2 separate regions of the Homo sapiens genome follow, and region 1 is linked to region 2. Evidence: chromatin loops called from intact Hi-C (ENCODE). Cell type or tissue: heart right ventricle. All regions are shown on one strand. Links, peaks and the distances in the headings refer to the core of each region. The heading gives the core; the rest is flanking DNA. Region 1 has its middle 34 kb from the start of APOL5. Region 2 overlaps RBFOX2 (RNA binding fox-1 homolog 2).

What was found. A loop is a pair of places that touch in the nucleus more often than their neighbours do. Peaks named below come from ENCODE experiments on the same cell type or tissue, not always from the same donor. Only the 100,000 strongest peaks of a DNase experiment are listed, where the experiment ranks them.
Region 1: it touches region 2 in a loop (2.4-fold over the local background); 12 of 110 quality-filtered maps call a loop at or near these places.

What each region holds. Positions count from the first base shown.
Region 1 is chr22:35,678,310-35,690,148 of GRCh38, reverse strand. No RefSeq gene overlaps it. Among named protein-coding and RNA genes, the nearest start is that of APOL5, 34 kb to the left of the region's middle. RefSeq lists an enhancer at 10,337-10,626. In heart right ventricle, for the core only: a CTCF peak has its summit at 5,718; a DNase peak (open chromatin) is centred at 5,663; H3K27ac peaks cover 637 bases.
Region 2 is chr22:35,908,538-35,920,376 of GRCh38, reverse strand. The region is part of intron 2 of RBFOX2 (RNA binding fox-1 homolog 2); the gene reads left to right. Among named protein-coding and RNA genes, the nearest start is that of RBFOX2, 110 kb to the left of the region's middle. RefSeq lists an enhancer at 3,321-4,000. In heart right ventricle, for the core only: no CTCF peak of the experiment used is centred there; a DNase peak (open chromatin) is centred at 5,666; H3K4me3 peaks cover 2,022 bases; H3K27ac peaks cover 8,000 bases.

The DNA of each region.
Region 1 (11,839 bases), core at 1,311-9,310, 230 kb after region 2:
GATTAGAACCAGCATTTGAGGGGAAATCAGGATCAATTCTGTTTCAGTTACATGGCCATAGCTAGTCGGCTCAGGGCCTCTTTCCCTTCCTTCCTTCCTTCCTTCCTTCCTTCCTTCCTTCCTTCCTTCCTTCCTTCCTTCTCTCTCTCTCTCTCTCTTTCTTTCTTTCTCTTTCTTTCTTTGTTCTTTCTTTCGACAGGGTCTTATACTCCAGGCTGGAGTGCAATGGCGCGATCTCAGCTCACTGCAACCTCTGCCTCTTGGGTTCAAGTGATTCTCATGCCTCAGCTTCCGGAGTATCTGGGATTACAGGCGTACACCACCACACAAGGCTAATTTTTTTGTACTTTTTGTAGAGAGGGGGTTTCACCATGTTGGCGAAGTGATCCACCTACCTCGGCCTCCCAAAGTGCTGGGATTACGGGTGTGAGCCACCACACCTGGTCATCTATTTTCCTGTTTCTTTTTAACAACTGCCCAATTTGGGTCATTCTCTCAGTCGGACTCAGAGTGTGACCCACTGCTTAGCGCTACACTCGGTTTCCACATGTCTTTGTCTCCATGGCCGTCTGAAGACTGTGAAGCAGAGTTTCAGTAGGCTTTTTTCTTTTTTTGACAATTCCAACTGAAGCAGTTTTTGTTCCTCCATCCTCCTGAGATCATGTGATGAGTCAGTGGCTGCTCACAAGCATTTAAGACTCTTGAGAGAAGCAACATATAGGAAATGTTATCAGTAGGACTAATGACAGGATAATGCCAAGAGTTTGGAAAGTACCCTGAAACTAGGGTCCCCAAGAGCCGAGATTTAATCTCTTGATTTAACTAGATCAGTCGACGGTATTTCCCACGTCTGGTGGAGCACCTGGACCTGGCCTTTTATATTTCTAAAGATCCCAGATTTGGGCATCTATTCCTGATGTATTCATATAGAAATAGCATTTGTTTTTTCTTCTTCTGGTGTGGCAGTTTCAATCCGATGGGTGTTCCCGGCTTGCAGCTTGGATGTCTCTGGTGATATCATCAGGTTTCTGGTGAACTTTCTGTGTGGCCAACACAGCCTCAGGCACCAAGGTTGTCCAGGTATAAACTGTTGTAGCAATTTCTCTGAAGTCTCTATGAAGTCATCCAGCTCCCATTCACAGGGCTGTAAGGCTAAGAACAACCCCAGTTTAATGGGTTCAACAGTGTGATTTAAAAGTTATCAGACACCTGTGCTTGAGTCTTTTTTTTATGAATCTCTTGAAGTTTTGTGTCATAGCGATTTGCAAGTGCTTTCAGGAAAGCATCAGAGTAAATGATAACTGCTTGGTGGATGAAAAAAAAATTAAAATGGCCATGGTTAATGATCTCATGAGAGTTCATCTGAATTTTCATAAGAAAATTTAGTTATTCATGCGGTATATGACATTTTAAGATAACTGGAATTAAAGCTGATAACATTATACCAGGATATATCAGATTTCTAGGAATTTCATACAATTTCTGGAACACTTATATTAATAACATATAGCTATACAAACATAACATGATACTATATAACAAATAGCATCCTTTCTTATTTGATAACATAAAACATAAAAGTATAAAATACCAGAAGAAAATGTAGGACATTTTTATAATGTTGGATGAATAAAGGCCTTTCTTAGCATGGCATGAAATCCAGGTACCTAAAGGAAAATGTCTATGTCACATTTTAAAACTCTGAATAGAAAAAAAAAAAAACTACAAGGAAAGTAAAATGGCAAATGACTGACTGAAGAATATATTTGCAGTACATGTGACAGACCGTGGGTTAATATGCATCATATGTAAAGAGTGTCTACAAATTAACAAGAAAAGTATAGGCAGACAGAAAGAAAATGGACCACAGATCTGAAAAGGTGTGAGGTGTGGTAGGGCATGGTCAGGCTTGCTGCACTGAAACCTCAAGTGGGTGCGATGGTGCAGTAAGTAGTGGGATGTGGTGGGATGTACCTGTGATATAGAAGCATTCCCTTATATGTCACAAGAACGAATCTTTTTTTTTTTTTTGAGATGGAGTCTCGCTCTGTCACTCAGGTTGGAGTGCAGTGGCGTGATCTTGGCTCACTGCAACCTCCGCCTCCCGGGTTCAAGTGATTCTCCTGCTTTAGCCTCCCAAGTATTTGGGATTACAGGCACACACCACCACACTCGGCTAATGTTTTTATATTTTTGGTAGAGATAGGGTTTCACCATGTTGGTCAGGCTGGTCTTGAACTCTTGACCTCAAGTGATCCACCCCCCTCAGCCTCCCAAAGTGCTGGGATTACAGGTGTGAGCCACTGCACCCAGCCCAAGAATGAATCTTGAATGCCGATCAACCCTTGACCCCAAACTAAAATATTGTAAAACCACAAGTTCTGGCTTGCTCTGATCTCCTCTGAAATAATGGATTCTTCACTCCGTAGGGGCTGCTGAGAGCACTACACTTCTGGCAACCTCCTCAGGAAACCAAGGGAGATAGGCAAGCTACACTCCCTTCCTGGCATGCTTGATTTTGCCAAGTACAAGTGCAGGCAATGACATCAAATGTTTCACCTCTCAGACGGCAAAAATGCAAATGATTGAGCACCTCGAATTTTGATGACAGTGTAGTGCAAAAGGCCTGTCCACACGTTACTGATAGACATGAGAATCTGGCAATATCTATAGATATTTTGAATGCGAATCCTCTATCAGCAGAATGGCATGTGGATTAGCTTGAGAAACTAGAGACTAACACATCTATGTCCTTCTCAGCCCAATTAGACAGAATCGAGTCATTTTAACCTTAGGGACTGCACTAAGAGTGCCAGTTACAGGATTTATTGCTAATGATTTATAGGGCTCCAAATGACAGTGCTTACAAATCTATAGATTCTTGAAGAGAAAGGAGCACTCTACAGCTAACATTAAAGTCAGGATGTGTGCAGGGCATGGTGGTGCATACCTGTAATCTCAGCACTTTGGGGAGCTGAGGTGGGAGGATTGCTTGAGACCAGGAGTTCGAGACCAGCCTGAGCAACAGAATGAGATTCCCATTGCTACAAAAAATTTAAAAATTAACTAGGCCTGGGCTGAGTGCAGTGGCTCACGCCTGTAATCCCAGCACTTTAGGAGGCTGAGGCAGGTGGATCACCTGAGGTCAGGAGTTTGAGACCAGCCTGGCATACGTGATGAAACCCCATCTCTACTAAGAATACAAAAAATTAGCTGGGTGTGGTGGTGCACACCTGCAATCCCAGCTACTTGGGAGGCTGAGGCAGGAGAATTGCTTGAACCCAGGCGGCAGAGGTTTCCGTGAGCTGAGATCATGCCATTGCACTCCAGCCTGGGTGACAGAGGAAGACTCTGTCTCAAGAAAAACAAAACAAAACAAAACAAACAAACAAACAAAAACTAGGTGTGGTGGCACACCCCTGTAGTCCTAGCTACCCAGGAGGCTGAGGTGGGAGGACGCTTAAACCTAAGAGTTGGAGGCGTCAATGAGATATGATCATGCCACTGGACTCCACTGTGCAACAGAGACCAAAGAAAAAAAAAAGAAGAAGATGTGCATCACAGCTATGGCCAGCTCACAGCAAGGGGTCTGGCAGGGCCGGTTTGGGTTTCTATTGTCCTCTCTACTGTATGGTCATGGCAAAATGCACTTCCTCTTTCAGATACAGAACCCTTGGCAGGTGCACAGAGCACCACAGAACTAAGGGGCCCAAAAGAGAGTCTCGGCTGGGGTTTTTTATGTTTCACAGGTCACATACACAAATTCCTGTTACATAACTAGCTTCTGCAGCACAGCTCTCTGGGGGTCTCACCAGGAGAAAATCAGTCTTACTGTTATCAATAAACAATGCTGACAAGTTGGTACAAACCACGCCAAACTCCTCCTTGCCCCCCTGCCTACAAAGCGACACTATTCACCGGCTTTCCTGCCTTGGGCAACATCAGTGCCAGGCAGCAAGTTTAGTACAACCGCTCAGTTTCATTCTAGACATGCTGCAATTCACCCTCAGAGCACAGGAACTAAACAAGGAAGAGGTGTGTTTATTGGGTTTTTGGGCAAAAAAGGAAAGATAAATGCAACTGATTTGTCCCTTCCCACGGTTCCGCATCCCTCATTCCAAATGCAGTACTCACGTTCCGGGCCCGCCCCCTCAGGATGGAGCTCTCAGGGTCATGAATCGGCATTGGACCTCCATGTTCGGTGGTGTGGCTTGTTTTTACAGGTTACTTAATAGGATCCAGGTTGGGTTACGAGCAACCTATAAATAAACCAGATGCGCTCCACAGAGCCCCAGACCCAGGCCAGCTCTTCTGCTGATCATATGCTACCTATCACACGCGCACACTCTGTTTATATCTACCAGACACAGGCCTGCCAAGGCTGTTCCATCAGGACAGAGGAATGGTGGATATCTTTTATACTTTGCCCATCATAATTTTCTTCCTGGAAGTGTGGGTGCACCTCCTTTGCAGAGGTGGGTGCCTGACTCAGCCGGCCTATCCCATGAGTGGATTGCAGAGGTTCACAAACCATTTGGACCTAGCCACTTGGTAATTGAACTGTTCAGTATTTCTGTGACCTAGGGAAGCTGTGAAAAAAATTGCTGAAACACTAAGGCTCTCAGACACTAACTGCAGAACCTCTGCCATGCTGGTGCTTTGGGCAGAGCCATTCCCAGGACTTCTGTGGGAGAAATAGGTAGGAAAGATGGACGCCCTTCCCTCTGGGGCTGCTAGTTAAAGGACAAGGCAAATCTAGATCTCTGATGGTCATCTTTTCCATGTTGTACAAAGGTCATTCCTGGGAAAGAAACCCACGTGGAGGAAAGCAGACCTGAGAGAGACAGGAGTCCTAGGCCAGGCACGGTGGCTCATGACTGTGATCCTAGCACTTTGGGAGGCCAAGGTGGGGGCGGATCGCTTGAGGTCAGGAGTTCAAGGCCTGTCTGGCCAATATAGTGAAACCCCATCTCTACTAAAAGTACAAAATTAGTGGGGTGTGGTGGCACTTGCCTGTAATCCCAGCTACTTGGGAGGCTGAGGCAGGAATCACTTGAACCTGGGAGGTGGAGGTTGCAATGAGCTGAGACTGAACCATTGCACTCCAGCCTGGGCAACAGAGTGAGACTCTGTCTCAAAAAAAAAAAAAAGTCCTAGTATATAGTTGAGCACCTAGAACCAACCTTACCTGAAGCAGGGACATTGCTGGACTTTTCATTTTATGACCTAATTCATTCCTGAACCAGTCAGCATTCCTAGCTGCTAACAAAGTGAACCCAAACTAGCTTAATCAGAAAAGCAATGTATTACCAAATATTAGGTATCTCAGAAGCTCTCTAGGAGAGAAGGAAAAATGGCCTATATACAATCTGTGTCCAGAAGAAACACCCTCAGGAACAGCACCCAAAATCACACTGAAAAGTGGTTTAGTGGGAAGCACTGGTAGGCACAGACAGCTCTGACTTCAGCACCATTGTCACCAACGTGACCAATGCTGGATACACGACTACAGCCTCTTATGCTGTTGGCTCTGGAAACAGGATGTAACTGCTGCCATTATCCCCAGAATAGATTCTGGAGGGAGCTCATGATTTGAAGTCTAATATGGGTACATCTGTTTGGCTGCATCTCTGCATCAAGAGAGGCTGGGAATGAGTATCTGATTTCTGTAGTCAGAGGCTATTGCCACATCCCACCAAGAGCTATAGAGCAGGGAGCGCCCCCAAATGGAGGAAAAGTGTTTACTGGGCAAAAAGAATCACCAAAGTCTACAAAGCCTTTGACTACCCAACATCAGCAAGTACACACACACACACACACACACACACACACACTTAAATAAACAAAACAAAGTAACAGAAAATAATATTTATAAACCCCTTTTAGCCCACATACACACAAAAATACTCTTTTCAAAAGGGGATCAGGACACATCAGTTACTGCATCCAGCTCCAAGTCAGCTTCCAATTCCATCCCAGGGCAGATCACCTATGTCTTCATTCCAGCTTCTTGGTGGCTGGGAAAGTGAGTTTACCGATCAAGTGCTGGGTGGCTGTGATGTTTTACAAATGTCCACCAGAGTCCATGTCAGTTTCTCTCCTCCTCTCCTTCTCTCTCCCTGTCATTCCTTCTCTCCTGTCTCTCATTCTTTCTCTCTCTTTCTCTCTGTCATTCCTTCTCTCCGTCTCTCTGTCTCTCATTCCTTCTCTCTCTCATTCCTTTTCTCCTCTTTCTCGTTCCTTCTCTCTCTTTCTGTCATTCCTTCTCTCCTTCTCTCTCATTTCTTCTCTCCTTCTCTCTCTCATTCATTCTCTTTCTCTCATTCCTTCTCTCCTTCTCACTCTCATTCCTTATCTACTTCTCTCTCCCTCAATCTTTCTGTCATTCTCTCTCTCATTCCTTCTCTACTTCTCTCTCCCTCAATCTTTCTGTCCTTCTCTCTCTCATTCCTTCTCTCTTTCTCTCTCTCATTCCTTCTCTCTTTCTCTCTGTCATTCCTTCTCTCCTTCTCTCTCTCTCATTCCTTCTCTTTCTCTCATTCCTTCTCTCCCATTCCTTCTCTCCTTCTCTTTCTCTCATTCCTTCTCTCTCTCACTCCTTCTCTCCTGTCTCTCTCATTCCTTCTGTCCTTCTCTCTCTCTCTCATCCTGTCTCTCTCTCTCATTCTTTCTCTCCTTCTCTCTCTCATCACTTCTCTCTCTCTCTCATTCCTTCTCTCTCTCTCGCTCTCTCTCATCCCTTCTCCAATCTGCATATAAGGGGACCCATACAGTTCAAACCCATGTTGTTCAAGGCTCAACTGTAATTGTACATGTAGAAAATCTAAAATAATCTACGGATAAGCCATTAGATTATAATAAATTTAGTGGGCTCCCTGGATACAAGGTCAGTATACAGAAATGCATTGTATTTCTTCATACTAAGAGACAAACAATAATAAAATGAAATAAATAATTTATGATATTAGAACACATCAAATACCTAAGAATATATCCAGGAAATAATTTTCATGACACTGAAACTACAAAGCATTGTTAAAATAAGTGAAAGACCTAAATAATTGGAGAGATACTATGAATTGAAAAATTCAGTTTTGTCAAGAATTCAATTATTTTCAAATTGATCTATAGATTCAATAAAACACTAGCAGATATTTTTATTGAAATTGACAAGTTGATTTGATTCTAAAATTTATATGGAAATAAAAACGACCTAGAGTAACAAAAGCAATCTTGATAAAGAACAAGTTGGAAAATTTACATCACAAGATCTAAAAGATTCATTGTAAATCCACAGTAATTAAGAGTATGGTATTGCACAAGGCCAGACAAATAGACCAATGGAACAAAACAGAGAATCCAGAAACAAACTGTATAAGTTCTGTTGGTCTATTTGTTTAACCTTGTGTTTGTACCACCACCTCATTTACAACAAAGGCACCCTGCAATGCAGTAGGAGAAGGAAGGTCTTTGCCACAAATGGTGATGATCAATTAGATATTCATATGGGAAAAAAGTGAAATTTTTTTTTGAGATAAGTTCTCACTCTGTCTCCCAGGCTGGAGTGCAGTGGCATAATATTGGCTCACTGTAACCTCCACCTCCCAGGTTCAAGTGATTCTCATGCCTCAGCCACCTGAGTAGCTCGGATTACAGACACGCACCACCATGACTGGCTAATTTTTGTATTTTTAATAGAGATGGAATTTCACCATGTTGGCCAGGCTGGTCTTGAACTCCTGGCCTCATGTTATCCACCCACCTCAGCCTCCCAAACTGTTGGGATTACAGGCATGAGCCACTGTGCCCAGCCAAAGAAAGTGAATCTTGATTCCCTCCTCACATCACACATAAAAATCAATTGCTGATTATGACAGATTTAAAGCTTAAAATAAAACAATAAAACTTACAGAAAAAATCAGAGGAGGATATGTTCACGATCTAGGGATATGCAAATATTCTACACAACATTAAAAGAACTGATAGATAGAAGAAAACATTTATAACTTGGACTTCACTAAGAAATTTTGTACATTAAAATATACCAGTAAGAGTACACCCGTGTTTATAGCAACACTATTTACAATAGCTAAAAGGAGGAAGCAACCCAAGTGTAAATGTGATAGAGGCAGGAGATGGCCAAATGCTGAGGCAGATAGGAAAGGGTCCCTGGAGAAACTCCGACCCACCCCAGGTTACACCAGATGAAATCACCAGATGTAATCACCAGACACTTTATGCAGATAAGGGAACTTGCACAGGGAGCTTGCCTGGGCATACCCACAGCAGACTGGAGGCCCACATGCCCTGGGGGAATGGGGTGGAGCTACCAGAAATTCACACTTTATGCAGGGGAGGATCCTGACCTCTTCAGCTTGTGTCTAGTGGCTCCGGTATTCAATTTGTGAAATGGAAATCTGCTTGCAGAGCCCCTCTCTTTGCTGAGAGCTTTCCTTTCACTGAGTAAATTCTGCCCACCTCACCCTTCAATGTGTCTGCATGCCTAATTTTTCTTGGTCGTGAGACAAAAACCTGGATTTAGCTGAACTAAGGAGCAAAAACCCTGCATCAAATGGATGAATAGATAAACAAACTGTGGTACAACAAAGATTGGTGCAAAAGTAATTGCAGTTTTCGTTTAATTTTTAACTTTTAATTGCAAAAACCATAATGACCTTGGCAACAACCTAATATATATATCCAATATTAGTTAGCCTTGAGAAGAAAGGACATTTTGACACATGGTACAACATGGATTACCCTTGAAGACGTTATGCTAAGTGAAATAAGCCAGGCCAGGTGCAGTGGGTCACGCCTGTAATCCCCATACTTTGGGAGGCTGAGGCGGGTGGATCACTTGAGGTCAGGAGTTTGAGACCAGCCTGGCCAACATGGCAAAACCCCATCTCTACTAAAAATACAAAAATCAGCTGGGTGTGGTGGCATGGACCTGTAATCCCAGCTACTCAGGAGGCTGAGGAGTATTGCTTGAACCCAGGAGGCGGAGGTTGCAGTGAGCCAAGATCATGCCACTGCACTCCATCCTGGGCGACAGGGTGAGACTCTGTCTCAAAAAAAAAAAAGAGAGAGAGAGAAATCAGTCACAAAAAAAATACTGCATAATTTTGCTCATATGTGGTATTTAGAGTAATCAAATTCATAGGAACAGAAAGTAGAATGGTGATTGCCAGTGTATAGGGGAAGGGGGAATGAGGCGTTATTGTTTAATAGGTAGAGAGTTTCAGTTTTGCAAGATGAAAAAAGTTCTGGAGATAGATGGTAGGGATGGTTGCACAACGATGTGAATGTACTTAATGCCACTGAACTGTACACTTTGTAATGGTTAAAATGGTAAATTTCATATTATATATATTGTACCAAAAATTTAAAAATACATATACCAGTAAGAGGGTATATATCAGTAAGACACTATCAGTTTAGGGACCACCTTGAAATTGTTAGTGCCTCAAGCCACAGCCTGAGAGAAGATATTTATGATAAATATATCTGACAAAAGACTTCAATGTAAAAAAAAAATAAATTCTTCAATCAATAAGAAAAATAACAGAATAAAAATGGGCAAAAGGCTTGGACAGGCATCTCACAAAAAAAGAGATTAAAGGGGCCAATAAGCACATGGATACCAGTATCATATGTCATCAAAGAGGCCGGGCACTGTGGCTCACGCCTGTAATCCCAGCACTTTGGGAGGCTGAGGTAGACGGATCACGAGGTCAGGATATCGAAACCATCCTGGCTAACACAGTGAAAACCCATCTCTACTAAAAATACAAAAAACTAGCCAGGCGTGGTGGCATGCACCTGTAGTCCCAGCTACTAGGGAGGCTGAGGCAGGAGAATCCTTGAACCCAGGAGGCGGAAGTTGCAGCGAGCTGATATTGTGCCACTGCACTCCAACCTTGATGACAAGAGCTAAACTCCGTCTCAAAAACAAACAAACAAACATATGTCATCAAAGAAATATACATTAAAATCACAATCACAAAGATATCACTACATGCTCAGCAAACTGGCTAAAATTTTTTAGGGACGATACAAATGATGGTGAGGATGTGGAACAACTGGAACTCTAACCATTACTGGTGGGAATGAAAATAGATACAATCACTTCAGATGTGTTTATTAAAGCTAAAATATGTACACTCTACAAACTGTAATTCTACTACTTGCTATATGTGCAAGAGAAGTGAGTGTATAAAACTACCAAAACATACTGTATTCATCTGTTTTAATGCTGCTAATAAAGACATACCTGAGACTAGGTAATTTATAAAGGAAAGAGGTTTAATGGACTCGCAGTTCCACATGGCTGGGGAGGCCTCACAATCACGGTGGAAGATGAAGAAAGAGCAAAGGGGCTTCTTACATGGCAGCAGGCAAGAGAGCATGTGCAGGGGAATTCCCATTTATAAAGCCATCAGATCTTGTGAGACTTACTCACTACTACAAGAACGGTATGGGGGAAACTGCCCCTATGAGTCAATTACCTCCCACCAGGTCCCTCCCACGACATTGGGGATTATTACAGTTCAAGGTGAGATTTGGGTGGGGACACAGAGCCAAACCATATCACACACATTAACAGGGATATACATAACAGCTTTATTTATAATAGCCTCAAGCATGTTCATCATTAGAATGAAGAATGCATTTTGGTATATAACGGAATTTCACTGCAGTAAAAAATAATTAACTAAAGCTACACATAACCACACAGATGAATTTCACAGATATATCTCTGAGTACAAAAGAGTACTGTATGATTTTATGTATATGAATGTCAAGGACAAGGAAAACTAATCAATGGTGACAAATCAGAAGAGTGGATATCGCAGGCAGAATAACAGTTTCCCAGAATGTCCCATCTTAATCCCTAGAAACTATAAATATGCTATGTTACCTGGCAAGAGGGACATTGCAGATGTAATTAAAGTTACTAATGAGTTGACATTAAAAGACAGAGATTATCTGGATGGGACTAATCTAATCATACGGGCCCTTAGAAGCAGAGAACATTCCCTGGCTGGAGGTAGAGAGATGCGGCAGAAGAGGAAGTCAGAAGTCTCAAAGTGTGACAAGGACTTGAGTCATTGTTCTGGAAATCATGAGAAGTAGTCAGTTCTACCAATGACATGAAGACACCTAGAAGCAGTTTCTCCCCTGGAGTATCCAGACAATAGCCCAGGCCATCCAACACCTTGACTTTGGTAGTTGGATGCTAAGACAAGGTTGGGCATGGTGGCTCATTCCTGTGATCCCACCACTTTGGGAGGCCAAGACAGAGGGATTGCTTGAGCCCAGGAGTTCGAGACCAGCCTGGGTAATGTGGCGAGACCCCCATCTCAAAAAAAAAAAAAAAAAAAAGGCCAAGATAAGATTGGGAACCCAGTTGAGCTTTACCTAGACTTCTCACCTACAGAACTGTGAGACAATAAGTGTGTATTGTTTTAAGCCACTACATTTGTGGTAATTTATTGCAGCATCCATAGAAAGCATATACAGTGAATATGGACCGGATGGGAATAAAAGGGAGCTGTCTGGAGTGCTGGAAACATTCCGTATCTTCATCAAGTGGTAGTTATGTGGTGGATAAGTAAGTAAACATTAATTAAACTGCACACTTCATATTTTAAAACCTAATTTAAAATAGAAAATGAGCAAAAAATTGATCATCCTTATATTGTTAAGTTACAGCTCTATTGCAGTATGGTCATAGAAGGCAGCTTCTATAATTACTTTAAAAAAATCTTATTGGGATTTTCTTTGTAGATTAGTGCTTGATATATTTTTACAAATGATCCCGAAGCATTTGAAAGAA
Region 2 (11,839 bases), core at 1,715-9,714:
CACCAACAGCCTGCTTTTATTGTTGGCTTTTTGACATAGAGGCTGAGCTGCCGAATGACAGCATGAGAAAAACTGGGCATAAGACTTCCATAAATAGCAGTTATTATTTATTGAGGACCTTCATGACCAGGCATCATATTAATCATTTAATTTTTATAATAACCACATGCAATTAGATACATTAGTTTTCCCCATTTTACAGCAGTGGAAACTGACAGTGACATTTAAAGTAACTTGGCCAAATGCTTTGATTGGAACCAAATTAGTTAAAACTCCCAAACCTGTGCTTTTATGCTGTCGTTTATCCTCATTCTTTTTTTCATGGTGTGGCAGGTGTTTAGCCACTATTCTGTGTATATGTATTGTTTTACTATGTGAGCTGGGACAGAAGGAGACTAGGTGTGTAAGAAAGGACACTAAAGTCCACTAGAGTGGAGGTGGACTTGAAGAACAAAACAAAACTAATAGCCCAGTCGTTTTCGTAGGAAAGGTGTAAACCTGAGCTAGATAGTGCAGTGAGCAGAGGATGGGAATAGCAAAGTGAATCATTGATAGGAAGGAGCAGGCAGGCATTTGGAAACAAGGGATGGCTAGAAGAATCAAAGTTCCCTCATTAAAATTTCCTTCCCAAAGGAGGTGATATACTCTCCAAGGGCACTTTAAAACAGCTTTATTGAGATATAATTCACATACTGTACAGTTCACCCATTTAAAGTGTGTGGCTTTTAGCATGTTTACAATCATTCAGCCATCACCATCACCACAGTCAGTTTTAGGACATTTTTAGTATTCCACAAGAAACTCCATTCCCCGTAGTTATCACTTCTTTTTCTTTTTTTTTTTTTTGAGACAGTCTCACTCTGTTGCCCAGGCTGGAGTGCAGTAGCATGATCTCGGCTCACTGCAACCTCCGCCTCCCAGGTTCAAGCTATCCCCCTGCCTCAGCCACCTAAGTAGCTAGGACTACAGGCGCATGCCACCTGCCTAATTTTCGTATTTTTAGTTGAGGTGGCATTTCGCCATGTTGGCCAGGCTGGCCTTGAACTCCTGACCTCAAGTGATCCACGCGCCTCAGCCTCTGAATCTGCTGGAATTACAGGCGTGAGCCACTGCTCCTGGCCAATCATCACTTCTTAATTCCTCTATGCCCACTACTTCCCCAGCCCTATGCAACAAGTGGTCTCCACTTTTCTACAGATTTTGCCTATTCTGTATACAGTTTATATAAATAGACTCAATAGAATATGTGGTCCCTTGTGTCTGGCTTCTTTCACTTAGCATAATGTTTTCACTTAGCACAATCCATGTTATAGCAGTACTTCATTTTTTAATTGCTAAATAATACTTCATTATGTGGATATACCACATCTTATTTAATATTTTTTTTTTATGGTGGGAAAACATGTTTTTATGTTGGGAAAAGAAAGGTGAAGAGACTGAGACAATAAATAGGATTATTTTCCTTAATTTAAAATGGGAGGAATAGGTGACTACTATGAAAACCAAGGCTATCAGGCTTTCTTGAGGAATTGCAGCTAAAGGCCTAGGTGACAGGACAGTTGGCATCTGCTGCTTCATGAATTGTTTGTAGCAGAGTGGCAGCTCTTTTGACCCGAACACGTGCAGTATTCAGGGAGCTCATTGTGTAAATCTTGTGTGTTGGCCAGCACCATTGCCCCCTACAATACCTCATGGGGAACTGGAGAGGCCTTTGCTGATCTAATCTGGATACATTTCCCTCAGTTACTGCAGCTCTGGGTCCCCAGAGAGTCCTCTCTAAAGAGCTGCCAGTTTGTTGAGTGCTGGCATTTGTAAGATTATTTCTTACTATATGATTCGTCCAGTGAAGATGACACCCATTTATGAGGTCCTGATCTATTAAGCAGAAATAGCAACCATCATTCCTGTGTTTTTGGAATGAATGCTGACTCTAGGGCCCCTGTATGCTTTCTCAGCTGTAGAGTTTGGAGGGCTCCTTTAGCAAGCAAACAATGTGCCCTTCTGGGTGCCAGGTGACTTTACTGTTGTTCTGTTGATTCCTGTTAATTACTTTCTTGATTTAATCTCCAAGGAATAGAGATACCTTCATAAAATGAGTGGTATGGCTCAGGATGTAAGTCTTTTTAATTTGTACACCAGAAATGTTGTGGATGGCTTTCTACTTTGCCAGAACTTTCAGTTTAGTTTAGAGAGTGAATTGTAATCATTTGTCTTGATACCCTGGCCCTTTGGCATGTCAGCCCTAACACTGAAACAAGAACTCTGGGTAGAGGACATCAGCTTGGCCCTCAGTTCCTGAGCCATTGAATGTCAGCGCTACATTTAATCATATCACCCCCGTTTTACATTTGGGGAAACTGAGTTCCAGAGAAGTTAGATGACTTACCAAATCCATAGTCTTATTTTCTTATAGCTCTTGCTAGTGGCAAAGCTGAGTCTGTGATATTGAGCCTTCATTCTCAGTGGAGTGCTTTTTTCCCAGTGCAGAGCTGTTTCCTGAAGAACATGTACTGTCATGACCAAGGAGTGGCCAAGCCCTGCTGTACTCCATCAGCAGTGCAGGCTTTAAGGTGTATTTGAGAGTTTGACAGATTGCGATTGTGATGATGAAAATTTATAGGAAAGAGCAAGAGCACTGGTTTGTGAGTTTGCACGCCACTGACTTACAGAACCCAGCCCCTTCTGGCCTCCCCTTCTCCCAGCCTCCCGTGCAGTGCACTGTGTCCAGTGAGTATCTTCATGACTACGTGATTATAATTCCTTGAGAGCCCCATGTCTATTTGCTAAAAAATAAATATGTGCTGCTACACTAACCTAACAAGCAGTCATCTTGTAGTTCCTGCCTGAAAATGTTTGATCATGGTTGTCAACTCTATGCCTGCTATAATTTTTGCCTAGCATAATGTGAAGAGAAAAGATAAAAATCCTTCTCTCACTGTGCATTTTCACTGTCCCCTCCCCTCATTCTTAGTGTATAGAATTCCAGAATGGGCCTTGCTTTCTGACATTTTCCTGCCCCATGACCCTAACAGATCTATTCAACATGACCCTGACGGCTGAGATAGATCTAAACCCAGCCCCTTCACAGTGGAACACTTAAGCTGGGTAGTAGTTCCATACTGAGACCCCTTTCAGTACTTTCTCTTCCTCCCCTTCTTTTTTGTTGTGTCTTCCCCTACCAACATGAGCTCCTTTTTAGGGAGAAGTTGTATCCTTCACTCTTTTCCCCCATCACCTAGGAGTTGCTCAATATAGTCATTAAATAAATTTTGGCATTCTCATGCTGTTTACCATTCATGATGGGATGGGTAAGATGCAGGAATGCTAATAAGGTTGTCAGATGGCCGTGTTATTCCTTTATAGAAGTTGTTTTATGGTCCTTAATAATAATTTATAGTACCAGGTACTATTTACTGAATGCTTGCTATGCATCAGGTATTGTGCTAATGCACATATGCACATACCATCCACTTTTCATTACTCTTTTTTTTTTTTTTTAAATTTTTCAGATAGAGTCTCTCTGTGTCTCCCAGGCTGGAGTGCAGTGGCGTGATCTCGGCTTGCTGCAAAACCTCCTGCCTCAGCTTCCCCAGTAGCTGGGATTACAGGCATGAGCCACCATTCCCAGCTAATTTTTGTATTTTTAGTAGAGACGGTTTCATCATGATGGCCAGGCTGGTCTCGAGCTTCTGATCTCAGGTGACCCGCCCGCGTCAGCCTCTTAAAGTGTTGGGATTACAGGCATGAGCTACCACGGCCGGCCCACTCCTCATTACTATTAACAACCACTCTCCTGGCTGGGCACGGTGACTTGTGCCTGTAACCCCAGCCCTTTGGGAGGCCGAGGCAGGCAGATCACATGAGGCTAGGCGTTCAAGACCAGCATGGACAACATGGCGAAACCCTGTCTCTACTAAAAATACAAATATTAGCCGGGTTTGGTGGCCCATGCCTGCAATCCCAACTACTTGGGAGGCTGAGGCACGAGGATTGCTTGAATCCGGGAGGCAGAGGTTGTAGTGAGCCAAGATCATGCCACTACACTCCAGCCTGAGCAACAGAGTGAGACCCTGTCACAAACAAACAAACAAACATGCAAACACCCATTCTCTCTATAAGGTGGACAGTAGAAGCCATATTTTACCAATGAAGAAACTGGGCTTTAGAGAAGAGCAAGTCACAGAGCTGGAAAGTGGTAGAACAGGCATTTAAATCTAGGTTAGCTTGATACCGAAGCCTATGTTTTTAGTAACCATACTGAACCTCCTTGAGTAGTTAATTTGCTGAGCATTACTGTGAAAGAGAGCTAAGTCACTTATGTTCCCTAGGATTTATAAATGAGACATCTGTGTTAGCACAGGGCATTAGTAACATGATTTAGATTAAATCTGGCTTTGGGATTAAAGAATAGAGACAAAGAGGAGGCATACGGAGCCTCTGCCACTTAACTTCCTGGAGCTGATTTGCTTGTGCTCAGTATTGAGGAATCTTTCCTCTTTGAGTGAGTGTAGAGTGGTTTTGGGTCATTTGTAGTCTACACAGTTTCTGAGAGATGATCTGTCCAGCAATTCCAGATTGTTTAGGGTGGGCCTGGGAGAGGGTATGGCTTACTCCTCGTTTCTGGTGCCGTATTAAGGTGAACTAGAGCTGATTCATGTACTGGTTGAGACTGTAAAAGGACTTCCAGGTTTAGTCATTCTGCAGGAGGCTTTCTCTTTGGTTTAACTGTAGCTCTTCATCCCTCACCCTGGTTTACATAATTGGGACTTTAAAATTTCATTGTGGCTGTAAGAACAAAGGGAATGCACTTTTCAGCAGCTCCTTACTGACCAGTCGTGTGGAGTCCCTGTAGTGTACTCAGGGAGAGCGGCTGCCTCTCTGATTCTCTGCATAAAACAAAAGTATTTTGTACATAGCTTTGAAATGGGAGAGAGAAACTTCTGAAGAAAAAAAGAGTTGTTTGGGGTAATAAGATTTTGAGGAGGCAGACACTTCCTGCATTCTCCCCTGGGGAAAGAATCTAGCTACAATTGAAGGGCATTGCCTCAACTAATTTAGTTAAGTGGCCCCGTCCTGGATTAATAACTTGGGCAGACTTCCCAATGGATTTGGCAGGGTATTGGGTTTCTCTCTCCCCAAACCCTCCCTTCTCTCTGCCCTGCACATGTGTGCTAACATAATTACAGAAAGTTACAAGGGGATGGGGCTGCTCTTAAAGGAGGTGGCTCAGAGGAGAGAATGTGATTGTGTAGTCCTGTCATATTTCCGAAATGGCAGAGTTCGAGTAAAATGGTAGGGTGGAAGCAAGCAGGCTGGTTTCTCTCTGTAATGGCAAAGGGGGAGGAGGGTTGGTGGCAGTGTCGATTTCAAGCACCTAGAGCACACGAGCACTGGGTACTAATTTTGTGCTAGAGAAATATTAAACTGTCTTTTTGCATTTGTTTGTCCAGATTGCATTACTAAGGATCTGGTCATTACAGAACAACCTTTTTGATTAAGGTCAGAAGTTAACAGTTTTTCAAGTTTGGTGGTCAAGTGTTCAGAAATATTTCACAGATTTAGTTGAAAACCTGAGCAGATGCTTTTGCTGTTGTTTACCCCCGGGGATCGGGTGACATTCTTCTCCCTTTTCCTCTTCCCCACCCCTTTGGGAACCAACCAATCACGTAGAGGAATGGATTTCAGTGCCTAAGGAGTCAGCCAACTCCGGAGCTGTAGCTGAGACTGAATGTTTAACTCTTAGGTATCTGAATCACAGGGAATGGCAGACATTGCAGTTAGCTTGTTTTCTTGTTGGCATCTACTCTCAGAGCCCATCCCTAAGGGATTGTTCCTAATGAGGCGAGGTACATTGCATTGAACTTGAAGGAACTGGCTTTTAGCCCCAATTCTGCCAGTAACTAGTATTGCAACCTTGGAAAAGTTATTTTCTCTTTTTAGACTTGCTTCTCTTTATGCACAATGAGAGGAAAAGGAGAAAATGGGCATGTATGGTATATCACTATATATTCCAGTGGCGTTTTATCGCTAGCCTTGAGGTTTAGGGGAAAAGCATTTAACCTGTATTGAGTGCCTATTCTGAAGCAGTTTGTTTTTATTTGTTACCTTATTAAATTCTTATGACTCTGCAGGGCAAATGCTGTTAACCCAATTTTACAGATGAGAAAAGTGTAGGCTAGAGAGGCTGTCCAGCTTGCCCAAGGTCACTTAAGGAAGGCCCATCTGGCTCTAATGCCCAGACTCTTCCATTCCACTAGGCTGGCTAAAAAGGCCCTAGAAGTCCTGCCAGCATTTTCACTCTGATATTCTTTAACTCCTTCACAGCTTTTAATCCTGCCCTGTAGGAGGACCAAACATTACTGTCTCCTCTTTCACAGCCCCGCTACTAGAGCAAGTAAATGACTTAGGGATTCCTCCATCACCTGAAAGCAGCAAAAGAAGATGGTACAGCATTCAATTTTCTCCTTCCTCCATAAAGAAATTCCCGTCCTTTATAGCCAGCTCTGCCCACCCCTTCCTCATTCCCCTTTTCTTAGACAGGCAGATATTTTCTTTTCTCTTTCCCTTTGGCTTGTGATTATCAGGTAAATATCCCTGGTTTGAGGGAGGAGCAGAATTTTGATTAGGTTAAAAAATTATCTTTACCCATAGCCTTTCTATGACATAGATACTACAATATTGGGTTTATCCCCACCTGGAATTTCTATGATATCTATATCTATAAACCTATATAGATTTATAGATATCATAGAAATTCCAGGTAGGAGTAAACCATATATATATCGGTATATCTCTATCCATCTATATATATATATACACACACACACATACATATACACACATATTATAATGATATAATTATATATGTATACACACACACACACACACACACACACACAATAGAAATAACAGGATATATATATCCTGTTAGGCGCTCCCTTAAAGAGCTTTATTTTTTTGCTTGTAAATTATCCTAGCCATCTGATTTAATAGATACACCTTACCCAAGAGAACACTTTCTGTTTCTCTTCCTGCAGATCTTACTTTTTTTACTTTTTAAAAATAGAGACAGAGTCTCACTATGTTGCCCAGGCTGATCTTGAACTCGTGGGCTCAAGCAATCTTCCTTTCCTCCTCTGCCTCTCAAAGTGCTGGGATTATAGGCACCAGCCACTGCAACTGGCCACGGTTTACTTTTAAATTCACAGAGAAAATAGCTTTTTAAAGGTGAGTTCTTATTAATATTTTGGTTACTTCCAATTAAAAAAAAATTACAGTAGAAGCCCTAAAATGTCAGATTTGCCAATAAATCATTTTCTGTCATTTGTTGTGGGCTAAGAAAAATGACAATAGACAAAACCATTAACAATTGAAATTTATTAAGAAAGGCACTGGCCTAGGTGTTTTATGTACATTATTTCTAATTTTCATCTTAATTCTGCATTTGTTGATTACAAAACAGGTTAAGAGGGGTTAAAGTACTTGCTCAAGGTCACTGCTAATGAATGGTGATTTGGCAATTTGATTGTAGGTCTGTTTCACTTTCAAACCTCAGTTCTTTCTTCAATGCCATGCTGCCTCTGGGATATGATCTTGAGAGTTTTATTTGATCATTCATGCTCATGCCTCAGCTCAGATCACCCCGGAAAACCCATATATCTTCTTTTAAAAAGGGAAATACATTTTATATGATAAGTTTAACAACTGAAAAAAAATTAAAAGAAGTATTTCCTGGTGTTTGCCAACTTTTACAATCAGGTGACTTTTACTGGTGTTTATTTTGAATTATTTTTGTTAAAGTTTGGATCCATCCCTTGTTTTAAGTGAAAATGCTAAATAGCTACTCATCCTCAGGTACTGGAGAGCTTAGGGGATTTCACTGTGAATTGGGTGGACAGGAAGAGGTAGGCCTTAAAGGTTAAGTAATATATAGGTAGATGGAAAAGGTGGAAGAATTTTCTTGCGGTGAGGAAATGTTATTGCTTGCTCCATCACTTGGTACATCCTGTGTTCACACCATCTGTTTGAGCTCCTGAGAATGTTGATGGGAATCTAATGAAAGATGGGTTGGTATTAATGAATGCTCATGTTCTTCTCCCTTCCTCTCTTGAGGAGTTGCTTGTGATTTAGCTCTGCCACACTTTATGTTGGGCTTTCCCAGTGGTGTGCTCTGAGAGATTCATATAAGAGAAGTATACGTAGTATGCTGTTTCTGCCATCCAGATCACCTCAACAAATAGTTCCATAATGTTTATTATGTGCCTGTTATATGCCAGTCAGTTGGCATGACCAACTGATGATGCTGAGATAAGATGTGTCATTGCCCACTAGGCCTTTACGTTGAGTACAATTTGCAGTCTCATTCAGGATACAAGACCTACAAACATGGAATTAACAAAAAAGAAGTATGTATTTAAGATTAAAAAAAAATGAGTGAACCAAGACCAGCAAATGTTGTTGAGGTTTAGAGATGAAAGGGGTTAGGATTTGCTGGAGCAGTAAAAACAGGGTTCATTAAAAATTTTATCCAGAGTATGGAGTGGGGAAGGGCTGGGGTGAGATGGGATATGGGTCATGCCACTGCTAGTGAAAGGAAATTGAAAATGGCTCATTGGATTAGAATAAGGTACTTATACCTTCTAAAATTGTTGATGGAGTCATAGGCAGAGATTGGGAAGGGGAGATTCCACCAATTAGCATTTTAAGTGAGGAGTGTAACGATACCAGCAGCTAATGTAAACAACACCAATAATAACAACTTAATCCCTGAGATCACAATTTTTAGGAAAAATTTCTTACATTTATTTATATTTTGGCTCCCTTGATTAGCTTTCCTCTGATTAGAGAATGTGGTATCCTGTATATTAAAATACCTTTACTCTTGTTGGATTTTTAAAAGATGCAAAACTTTAAGATAAATCAGAGGTCGATTAAGACACCAGTAGGCCTTGTTGCCATTTCCATTTCCCATATGCATTGATTACTGTGTAGCAGTATTCCTGATGATTGTTGAATATTTATGAGGTTCTCTCCCAAAAAAGCCCACCAAGTGAAGAACTATCTTTCATTTTTTAAGTTCCTGAAAATTACCTAAAACTCTTCTGTAGGAGATGGCTTTTACAAAGAAGATTCTTTCCTTCTCCCTTCCCCCAACCCATAGTAGCTTAACTTAAGTACCTGGGGGAGATAAAGATAAATGTGGGAAACTTCAGGATGAAAGGGACATTATTAGAGACCAGAGAAGTCCCGGGAGGTCATATCAGGCTTAAAGTGGAAACTATGTTACAACCTAAGCAAGGAGCAACTGATAGGTCTATAAATAGGGTTTTATCTCCTCCTAGAAAATTTTTGTCATGGTTATAGCTTTCCATGTGGGGGACTATTATATTTACTAAAAATAAACCGTTTCAGAAATAATTAAAATAAGTCCCACTGAACTCATTTATGTTATTAAAAGTAAAGTCATAGCCTGAAAATAAGTTTATAGAGTTTGGCATGTACTAATTTTAAGGAACATTTTGATGCTGCAGCCATTGCTTATATATGGGATAGAATGGTAAAGCCCAAATGGATTTGTATGGATTAAAATAGATTACCTTCTCAGAAAATAATGTTATTTCAGTTTTTTTCCGCTAGTTCAGAAGACCCTCAACCTCCTTTGCATGCATTCAGACACATAAGTTGGCATTACAAATGAATCATCTAGGGAAGTGGGAGTACTTCTAATTCTCCAGGAATCTCACACAGTAAAGCTGCTTGGATATGGCTATTCAGAACAGAAAGGTATAGAAATGGACAATGGTATCCCTTCCATTGGTATTCCTTCTGGGCAACAAAAACCCTTAAGCTGTCTGAGTCTGTTTCTCACACTTCTGTTATCCTGATTGTAGCCCTTTAAATTGTGGAGCAAATTCTTGGCATCTGTCTGCCTGTCAGCTACCTATCTCTGACACCCCTGGATAGCTTGTTTTCTTCCTATGAGTATATGTGAAATTTGTAAAAAAGCATCTATTAATTTAAGTATCCTGTTAGAAGCCTGCGAAAATTCAAATTGGGCAAACAATAAAATTGCTTAAACCGTGTTTCTCAAAGTTAATTTGACCATAGAGTACTTTTCAAAATATAATGAATTGAATAACACAGCATCAGTATGACTCACGTACAATGTGTGTGTGGATTAAAGTCACCAGAAGTAGTGTTAAAAAGATGAATTAATGGCTTCAGGAAGTGACTTCATTGGCTTTTTTTCAAACTTTAAACATTTTGGAGAAGTTAAATCATTTTAAGTATAAAAGTTAAAGAGATTCAGTTATATTTTGTTTAAAGAGCAAAAAATCATGACTTTGTTGAAATTAAGTAAATATTTATGATTGTCAATCATCAAAATAGATTACATTTGTATTGTCTATGCCTTTGGGTACAGGTTAAAAATTATCTTCTTTTTCTGCCTAAAAAAGAAAGTAAGGCCCGGCACAGTGGCTCACGCCTATAATCCCAGCACTTTGGGAGGCCGAGGTGGGTGGATCACCTAAGGTCAGGAGTTGGAGACCAACCTGGCCAACATGGCGAAACCTGTCTCTACTAAAAATACAAAAACATTAACCGGGCATGGTGGCTTGTGCCTGTAATCCCAGCTACCCAGGAGGCTGAGGCAGGAGAATCGCTTGAATCCGGGAAGCGGAGGTTGCAGTGAGCCGAGATTGTGCCACTTCGCTCCAACAGGGGGACTCACATGTTACCCTTATTTCTCGAAGACATTGCTCGGAGACATTGCACTTTTCATGATAGATTGTTGCATACTAAGTAGAAACTATATTTGTATTTAGTATTTTTCTTTTGAATGAAGAAAAATATTGCTAGCGTTACTTTTAAAATTGTTGTATTACCTTTTGACAACTTGTAAAATGCTAAAACAGGGTTACATATTTCAGGTGTATCTGACTTCCTAATTACTTTAAGCCTTTTACTGCTGTTGTTCTTTTTCTCCCCTTACAACCTCTCAACTCCCTTCTTTCCACCCATACTTTAAAGAAGGAAACTGAAATTCCTGATGTAATGTATATTTTTTCATATATATATGTTTAAGAGACTGGGTTTTGCTATGTGGCTTAGGCTGGTCTCAAATTCCTGGCCCCAAGCGATCCTCTCACCTTGGCCTCTTGAGCAGCTGCAACAAGAAGCATGAGCCACTGCACCAAACCTGATAACAATGATTTTCTGAAAGATAGCGAGATGTGCTGGGCGCAGTGGCTCACTCCTGTAATTCCAGCACTTCGGGAGGCCGAGGTGGGCAGATCACGAGGTCAGGAGATCGAGACCATCCTGACTAACACAGTGAAACCCTGTCTATACTAAAAATACAAAAAATTAGCCAGGCGTGGTGGCGGGCGCCTGTAGTCCCAGCTACTTGGGAGGCTGAGGCAGGAGAATGGTGTGAACCTGGGAGGTGGAGGTTGCAGTGAGCTGAGATCATGCCACTGCACTCCAGCCTGGGTGACAGAGCGAGACTCCATCTCAAAAAAAAAAAAAAAATAGATGAGAAATTGGATGAAAGAGGCTTGGCAAGTTCACTGAATTCCTTGAGCCCCAAACCTAAGTTTCTGCCTATTTAATAGGTTTCATCTAGTATTTTTTATTTTGTGACTCATATTTACCAATTGGCTATTGTGGTGGTAATTGTAATGATAACAATAGTATATATTGCTCTGTTTACATAATAGCCTAACATACAGATGTTGAACCATCCACAACTTAGAATGGTTCTGCTTAACAGTTTTCTGACTTTACAATGGTACAAAAGCAATACACATTCAGTAGAAACCAATGTTCATTCAGTAGA